Regions from separate parts of the Mus musculus genome. Here regions 1 and 3 are each linked to region 2. Evidence: chromatin contacts called from ENCODE Hi-C or POLR2A ChIA-PET data. All regions are on one chromosome and are shown on one strand. The core of a region is the stretch at or near the end of the contact, and the rest is flanking DNA. Distances in the headings are between cores, read along the strand shown.

Region 1 (2,700 bases), core at 57-2,556, 36 kb after region 2:
ACGATCACTATGAATTTGAGGCCACATAGACCCTGCTAGAGTGAAGACTCCAAATACATAAGTCTTAGGAAATGAATACTTTTTTTTAAAAAAGAACTTTATGTGTGTCTCTGTGTGTCTGTATATTAGCGTGTGCACATGGGTGCAGTGCCTATAGATACAGAGACCAGAAGCTGTGGAGCTGGAGGGAAGTTGTGAGTCTCCCGACGTGGTTGCTGAGAACAGAACTAAGGTCCTCTGGAAGAGCAAAATGCATCGTGTGTGTGTTGTATGGTTTTTGTTGTTGTTGGTGGTGGTTTGTTTTTCTGAGACAGGGTTTCTCTGTGTAGCCCTGACTGTCCTGGAACTTACTCTGTAAACAAGACTGGTCTTGAACTCAGAAATCTGCCTGCCTCTCCTTCCCAAGTACTGGGATTAAAGGTGTGCGCCACCACTGCCAGGCTAGTTTTTTTGTTTGTTTGTTTTTTAATTTATGTATGTGAGTACACTGTAGCTGTCCTCAGACACATCAGAAGAGGGCATCGGATCCCATTATAGATGGCTGTGAGCCACAATGTGGTTGCTGGGTATTGAACTCAGGGCCTCTGGAAGAGCAGTCAGTGCTTTTAACCCCTGAGACATCTCTCCAGCCCTCCCTTTTTTTTTTTTTTTTTTAGGCTTTAAAGGTTTATTTTAAAATTTTTATATATATGAGTGTTTTGTGTGTATATATATATATATATATATATATATATATATATCCCACCAAGGTCAGAAGAAGGCATTAGATCACCTGCAACTGGAATTACATACAGTTAGCTGTACACTGCCATGTATGTGGACACTGGAGACTGAACACAAGTCCTCTGCCTAAGAGCAACGCATGCTCTGATTGCTGAGCTGTCTTGAACCTCATCTAAAAGTCTGCTTATGCGAGTGTGCACTCACATAAGCCCTTATCAGAAGACAACTTCCAATAGTTCTCTCCACATTTATGTGGGTCCCTGATGACAGGCTTGGCAGTGAGTTCCTTTACTCAGTGAGCCATGTCACTGCCCCCGACCCCTTCTCAGTATGGTCAGGCCTGGGGAGAAAAAGAGCTTAACTCTGGGTTGCTGGGACTGCCTTAGATAAAATCCTCTTTCCCACTCACAGAAAAGCAGCTAAATTATGCCTGGCATTTGGGAAGGTACACTATGCGGAGCAAAGTGTTACCTGGTGACCTGGGGAAGAATGGAATCTAGACCGATTGTCCACTTTACTAGCTACAACTGCGTAGGCTGAAGGCAGCTCAACTTCAATCTTGGCGGATTAGGGAGATTAAATCGAGAGAAGAGAGATGTCCCAGAGACCAAGAGGTGAAAAAAAAAAACCAACCCGGGTCTTTGAGGGGGTGATCTGGATCTGGGATGGGGGCCCAGGGGCTCCTTCTCTTCCTGAATCTATCCATGGTGTCTGGAAAAAGAAGACAAAGGCTGGGAAACCTTAGATGACTAAGTGGGTAAGTGGCTTGGTCTCGATCCTTTGTCACTTGCTTTTTTACCAGCTCCCAGGTCAGCCCTCTGGCTACTGGCCCCCCCACTACTGCGGTGGGCACCTCCCCTCCTCACAGTGCTGCACAGTGATCTCTTCCAGGCCTTGCTGGGTGAGTAAGGCTGGTGTTCTGAGGGGCCACAGTGGACAGGGCTGGCCTGTGGTATGGGGTCAAGCATTACAGGTTCTAGGCTGGTTGGAAATACTCAGAGCATCTAGTCCAGGCTCTCGCTTGTATAGAGCCATCACACTGTACCTCCTAGCAGCATCCATCCTAGCCGGAGGAGCCTCTCTTGACACACAGAAGCCAGGGGTAGCAGGGGTGGCCAGAGGGCCCCGGGATTTGGGAGGGTGACTTAATTCTGTTCCTGTGACAGACATCCTGGACTATTATGAGGCTTGTATCTCAGAGAGTCAGGTAAGGTGATGACGGTGGGTGCCTGGCTTCCTGACTGCCTGAGCTGGCAGGACTGGAGGGACAAGAGTACATTCTTCTAATTCTAAACTGAGACTTAGGGGCCCAGGCAACATGATCCCTAGTACTGACTGAGGAGTTGGGGCACCAGCAGTGCTGTCTGTGGGCAGCCAGCCCTATGCCCTTTCTCCTTTCTTCTCCCCTTTCTTGCATTGCCCCAATTTCAATACCAGGAAGTCCAGGTCATACTTAATTACTTTTCAGACTTCTTCCTGTGACTCCTAGGGGAGAACTAGGTCCCCAAGATTCTCTACTGCCAGCCCCTCCCTCAACCCCTTACCCCACGCTATGGCCTCCCTCCTGCACTCAACCAAGGAGGGATGCTCCCCTCCCAGCTGTGGGCTTTTTTCCTCTAAGGAGGAATTCCATCCTCCTCATCTTTGCTGTCATCACCGAGGTTAGCCAGGTCTCCATGTTTGCCGTAGGGCCTCTCTGCTTGTGCTTCTAGCTCCTTTCCCATTATCCGGGTTCCTGCCAGCAGTGAAGGAGTTAACACTGCCAAGGCACCCCCCCCATTCTGGCTCCTAGCTCCCTCCCTCCCTCCCCCTGCTTCCTCTCTCCTCCTCTCTCCCCTTCCCTCCTCGGCTCCGCGGCTACATCGGCCGCTGCCATCTCCAACCCCCCCCACCCCACTCCCCCGCCACGGCCCCTAGCCCCTGGCCGTTTGGCAAGACCCCCGCATACCCCGGGGCTTCCCGAAATCCAGTTCCCCT
Region 2 (2,700 bases), core at 193-2,692:
CCTACGATACCAGTTTCTCCACAGTATGAGATTCTGTGCTGTCTGTTGAAGAGACGTCCTTAGCAGCTGTAGTCCGAATGAAACCTGTTTTAATGTATACTCACCGGCTGTTGACATCAGAGTCGAAACCTTCGCGAAACTCTTCTTCGCTCACTTCACAGCCCAGAACGTGGACCTGCTCCCCACTAAGGCAGAGATGAAGGAAATATATTGAAGAGTGGGGGTACCGGCTCCCTTTCCGGGAAGGAGAGGAGAAACTGTGGGCTAACTCACCGAAGTGCAGATTTCTTGATAAGAGCCTTCAGGAGACTACGCCCTTCCCACTCCACGGAATCTGGGGAGAGCCAAGGATGGGTGAGACCTACTGAGCCCTCAGGGCTCCGACCACGACTTCCACCCCTAGCTGGGTATCCATCCCCAGCGGGTCCTCCAGGCTCCCGCTCCTTCAGCCAAGCCCAAGGCTACCACCGCATGCCTTGATCCCTCACCTCGCAAAAGCACCAAACCACCGATGGCCAACAACGAGTCCAGCATCTCTGACGCCTCAGGACGCCTTCTGATGTCGTCACCACCGAGGAGGCGGGGCACTTACGATTGCTTCCAACCTTAAAGGACCGCAAAGTCCGGAAAGAGGAGCCTGGTTTTTTTATGCTCCGTATTCTCAGGGGGCTTACACGGAGGGGCCGCTCCAGAGTCTCTGTACACAGTCCTAGAGACAACATCCTTAATCTACTCTTGCACCATGACTGGAGCCAGAAGGGCCGTTGGAACAGTTATCAGTGGGATGGGGACAAGGACAGAGGTCTCACGAGCTCCAATCCCGAAGAAGGTTCGAACCTGGGAATAAATGATGTCACTCGGCCCCGCCCACACGGCGCCTGGCTTCTCTCCAGGTCCCGCCCCGCAGTAACCTAGTGCGCGTGCGTAACGCTGCACCCCGGGGTCAGAGCAGAGAGCTTTCCTTAACTTTCCCCTCCCTCCTCAGAATGAATTGAGGGAAACAGCAATCCCGGGGAAGTGAATACACGTCACTACCGGAAGTAATGTCAGAGGGGAAGAGGAGGAGGGAAGAGAGGAGGGAGCCCTTTGGGCGGTAAAATGGCGCCTGTCAGAGTGGGAAGCCTAGCTGCAGAGGCTGCAGCCCCGCTCCTCAGCGGCTAAGCGATCCTGACCTCGGGGAGGGGGAGGCCACTCCGGCCCAGCGATCCGTGCCCTTCGGCTCCCCCTCCCCCTCCTCCCCAGCTCCTGCGCCCAGGGGGCCCCCGAGAATCGCCGCGGCCCACCGCGCGCCGCCGCCGCCCCCGCCCGCCCCCTTCCCGGGGCAGACCCCTAGCGCGCCTGCGCAGAAGGCCACCCTTCGCTTCCCCCTTCCCCTCCCATCTCCCTCCCTCCCTTTTCCCTAGCCCCCTCCCCCACTGCCCCCTCCCCCAATTCTCCATCCCCTTCCCTCCTGGTCTCAGAGGACCCTGTCCTAGCCCGACCTGTTTCGGCCTGCAGCCCACGCGAAGTCGTCGGTGCCACTTCCCGCTCATGTGGGCCCCCGCGGGCTGCCCACGCCAGTCCCCCAGTTCCCGGTTCCGCTGGGCTTTCCCTTCGCTGGGGGTGGCTTTCTAAGCCACCCACTCCGTGCTCATCTCTGCAGCCTCTCCTGCCGCTCGGGGCCCCCGTTCCCCCTCCCTGCGGCGGGGGGCTGCCCCCGGGGGGCTGGCGGAGCTGGGCCGCGGGGGCCCCGGGGCCGGCGGTGCCGGGGTCATCGGGATGATGCGGACGCAGTGTCTGCTGGGGCTGCGCACGTTCGTGGCCTTCGCCGCCAAGCTCTGGAGCTTCTTTATTTACCTTTTGCGGAGGCAGATCCGCACGGTGAGTTTGCTTGGGTGCTGCCAGTGGTGGGGTCCTCTGTCCGCGGTGCTCGCGGAATTTTGGATAGTGCTGGGCCTCTGCTTTGGGCCTAGGAAGGGAGCCTTGGCCAGAGCTTTACCCGCTGGAGAAGTAGGACACCTTTAAGCAAGGTTCAGCCCTTAATAAAAGAACCATGATTTTTACTGGGTTTGCTTTCTTTCTTAATCTGCCTAAATGGGATAGGATTTGGCAGTTCTCGGGGGCTAGAATGGTGCTCTCCTTACGAAAGCTAGAGTTGTTGCTAAAGAAAGAAGAGGCCGGGAACACCTGTTTGCTGGTAGCCAGAACTATTGATATGGGCTTTGGAAAGACCCTCCTGTTGAAAGTCAGACTCCTTTGTCAGTGGTGTGGGTGGGTAGAAGGGCATATGGAGCAGGAATTGGAACTTGAGGAAAAGCCTTGGGTGTGAAGGAGCTCCTCCAAAAAGGCTCTGGAATTCTCTAGCTTGTGTGTATGGGCTTATTATTAAGACCCTGGGACAGAAAACGATGCTTTTCCAATAGGCATCTTTAGTTGTCAGATGCACATTAAAGTTGGGTGTCTCATTAGACAAGCTGGCTGTTAGCTGGAGAGCTTGCATCTGAAGGTGGGCATGTTTCTCCAGGCGACTCTAGCGATTATGAAGGGATACTTGGAGTGTAGAGACTGTTTGGATGAACCCAGGTATCTCTGGGTTCTCTCCCTCAAGCTTTTCTCCAAGGTAAACATTGTTTCAGCTACCATTCCTCCCCGCCGCCCCTGCCCCCAGCCCTGGCTGTCCTGGAACTCACTTTGTAGACCAGGCTGGCCTCGAACTCAGAA
Region 3 (2,700 bases), core at 194-2,693, 33 kb before region 2:
CCCAGGCCTAGCTGCAGCATGAAGATTCTGGGCTCCATCCAACATACTGGATGAGAGAAAGTGGGCCATATTAGGAATTGTACAAAGATCTCACTGTAAACAGAACGCCACAGGAACCTGGGCATGTAGGAAAAAACCGATCTCTGTGTCCACACCACAGGCAAAAGTTTGAGGATCTGGACCTCAAAATTCCCCTGTGACCTTGAGACAGACTCAAGACTTGTGTGACCTTGGGTAAGTCACTTCCCCACTCTAAACTGAACCTGGATTTCCTCTTCTGTCAGGTGATATTGCCTCCCTCGGCTACCTGTCAGTCTGTGAAAACACTTGAAAAATCAAAATCAACTATAACAGTATCCCAGACAGTGCCTGTTTTATAAACTAATATAAATAATGTTTTAACATCACCTCTAGCCCTTGTCTCTTCCTTCTGGAAGTTCTCTCAGCTTGCTCCAGTAGGCCGTAAACAGGCCCAAGAATGGCTAGTCCAGAAAGGGCGTCTGGGTCATTGCTTTGGGGTAGCCTTTTAGGTCTAGGCCTAGCCAACCCTCAGCTCCTAAACTGGGACCAAGTACTCGGGGATGTGAGGGGGGATTTTAGCAGGGAGAGAGAGCCATGCCCAGGGGAAGAGGAGGGATGGTAGTGAGTGGTGTGAGGGGCGGTGGCAGTGGTGGCTACTGCTGGCGGCACAGTCTGTCTCCAAGAGGAAACCTGAGCTGGGGGGGGGGGCTGACACTCCCCTCTGCCCCTCCACCCACCGCAAGGCCGAGAGAAAGTTCAGCCTCCTGGAAGACAGCCAGCAGTGGGGGTGGGGCCCCCGAAGTGCTCGGGTCCTAGAAACACCGTAAATCTGAACAGCTCCGGGAAGGGAAGGCGAGACTCTGGATCTACCATTCCAAATAGAGTCGTGGGCAGAGTGTCACCCCATGCAGTGCACAGTAGGCTAGGAGACAAGTTCTGGATTCCCGAGAATCCAGTCTCTCAGCCTGGGCGCGTAAAGAGTCTCTCGGACCCACTCTGTCTCTTGGCGGGATTGGAATTTGACAGTCACGGGTTGTCTAGGCTGAATATAAATAGCCAGCCCCCCATCTCCAACCCCTGCGCCTGCGCAAGAACCGCCTCCTAGCTGACCCCAACCCCAAACTCAGCCCAAGAAAAACTGGACCAGATTTCCCAATTCGCCCCGGTATGCTGAACCTTACGTCAGAGCCGATCTGCTGGAAACCCGACGGCATCTTGTTTTAAAAGAAGAAAAGACTCAGGCGCTGCAATAAGAAAAAAATGAATAGGGTATAGGGTCCGGGCCTGGCCGGCACGAGACCCCGGCGTTCGGAAGCCGTGTGCAAAGGGCGGGTCTGGTGGGACTCACTGCCACAACCCACGGAACCGGAGAGCACCAAGGCTCTCCGGGATCTAGTGAGACCCGCTTGAGGGGGAAAGATGCGGAGAGCTGAAGCCACCTCCCCACTCCCGCCCCGCCATAGGACACGCCCTTCACAACACCCATTGGCCAGGAGCCCGCACACCCCAAAAGGCCACGCCCCCACCCCTAGCCCTAGTGCTGGCTGGGGAGACACGCCCCTAAGGTTCCCGCCTGCTTCTGAGTTTTCAAAGTAGGGTCCTTGGAACAAAAGGCTCTTCCCGCCATCCAAAATCTTGGACTGCGAAATTTCTGAAAGAATTGAGTGCAGCTGGTCCCCCTGAAAGGTCGAAGAGGAGGGTATGGGCTACATGTACTTGCCAGGGTACGGGGTAACTCCAGCAGGATGACATAGAGCCCGCGTGTGTGTGTGTGTGTGTGTGTGTGTATGTGTGTATGCCCCGAAGTAACCCGGAGTGGCTATTTTTAGTTCCCACGTTAGGCTCCGCCAAATGTCAGGTCCCGGGTGTCCCAGCCTGTCCCAGGCGGGGGAGGGCAAAGGAGATGGAGCCTTAAAGGGTCCGCGACACGCTTCCCACGAGGAGATGATCCAAGGGACCAATAACTTCCGTTCCTAGTGTATCTGGAGACCATGCCTGATCGTCCTTTCTTTCCACGCATCTCTGGGCGGCGCGCTGCCTACTGGCCCATCCCCTCCACATAGTCTCTACACTGGTTCTTGGAGGGGACCCAAGGGACAGGTGCTCACGCCAGTCACACCACCCTCCCTGAAGTCCCTGAGCCTCCAGGCATGTGCTGGCCGCGTGGGCGACAAGCTTTCCAGAGTCAGCTACTGTTTTGGGTCTACAGCTGAGAGGGCACGACCTAAGCACGTCCAGGGAGAGAGCTGGCGAAGAATGTGGAGAGAGAGCTCAATTCAGAAAAAGGCCCAAGAGAAGTGCAAGGCTTCTGGCGCCACCTAGAGGGAGAGCGAGGAACCTTAGTGGATTGCACCAGGGTAGCTAACTTCTGGGGTGGCTCTCTTCTATTAACCCTTCCCCTGAGAGCTCAATAACCTACAACCCAGCCCTCTATGGAACGCCAGACCTGAGTCTAGCTGCCGCCAGAATGGTACCGTTTATATGACGAACACGTACAAGTATGGACCTCCTTCAAGTTCCTTTTCCCAAGGAGCTAACCAGTCACTTTCATGGTGTCTTCTCAATGTTGGTGTTTTGACTTCTCTTGCACATTGGTTTTCTTCATCCGTACCACTACCACTTTATTCTGGACTATCCTGTCATGACTGCTTTTCTTGCTTCTCCTCTTCCCTGAAGAGG

The links. A loop is a pair of places that touch in the nucleus more often than their neighbours do. ChIA-PET counts read pairs that join two places held with the same protein, here RNA polymerase II (POLR2A).
Region 1: a map of heart shows a loop between it and region 2 (4-fold over the local background). The contact joins the promoter of Dlg4 here to the promoter of Ctdnep1 in region 2. A Hi-C loop is called at or near these places in 1 of 37 maps with a recorded cell type or tissue (heart). POLR2A ChIA-PET finds 5 or more read pairs at or near these places in 4 of 5 experiments (Patski and embryonic stem cell).
Region 3: a map of gastrocnemius shows a loop between it and region 2 (3-fold over the local background). The contact joins the promoter of Slc2a4 here to the promoter of Ctdnep1 in region 2. A Hi-C loop is called at or near these places in 1 of 37 maps with a recorded cell type or tissue (gastrocnemius). POLR2A ChIA-PET finds 5 or more read pairs at or near these places in 4 of 5 experiments (Patski and embryonic stem cell).

Annotation. Positions count from the first base shown.
Region 1 is chr11:70,015,897-70,018,596 of GRCm38, forward strand. It overlaps Dlg4 (discs large MAGUK scaffold protein 4), which reads left to right and starts at 1,307. Exons shown (of 22, transcript NM_001370675.1): 1 at 1,307-1,337; 2 at 1,526-1,624; 3 at 1,890-1,930. The coding sequence starts at 1,319.
Region 2 is chr11:69,979,726-69,982,425 of GRCm38, forward strand. Ctdnep1 (CTD nuclear envelope phosphatase 1) reads left to right here and starts at 1,443. Exons shown (of 8, transcript NM_026017.2): 1 at 1,443-1,860. The coding sequence starts at 1,759. It overlaps Elp5 (elongator acetyltransferase complex subunit 5), which reads right to left and starts at 1,510. Exons shown (of 9, transcript NM_018740.2): 1 at 1,482-1,510; 2 at 489-837; 3 at 274-334; 4 at 105-185. The coding sequence starts at 534.
Region 3 is chr11:69,946,747-69,949,446 of GRCm38, forward strand. Slc2a4 (solute carrier family 2 (facilitated glucose transporter), member 4) reads right to left here and starts at 1,444. Exons shown (of 11, transcript NM_009204.2): 1 at 1,203-1,444. The coding sequence starts at 1,235.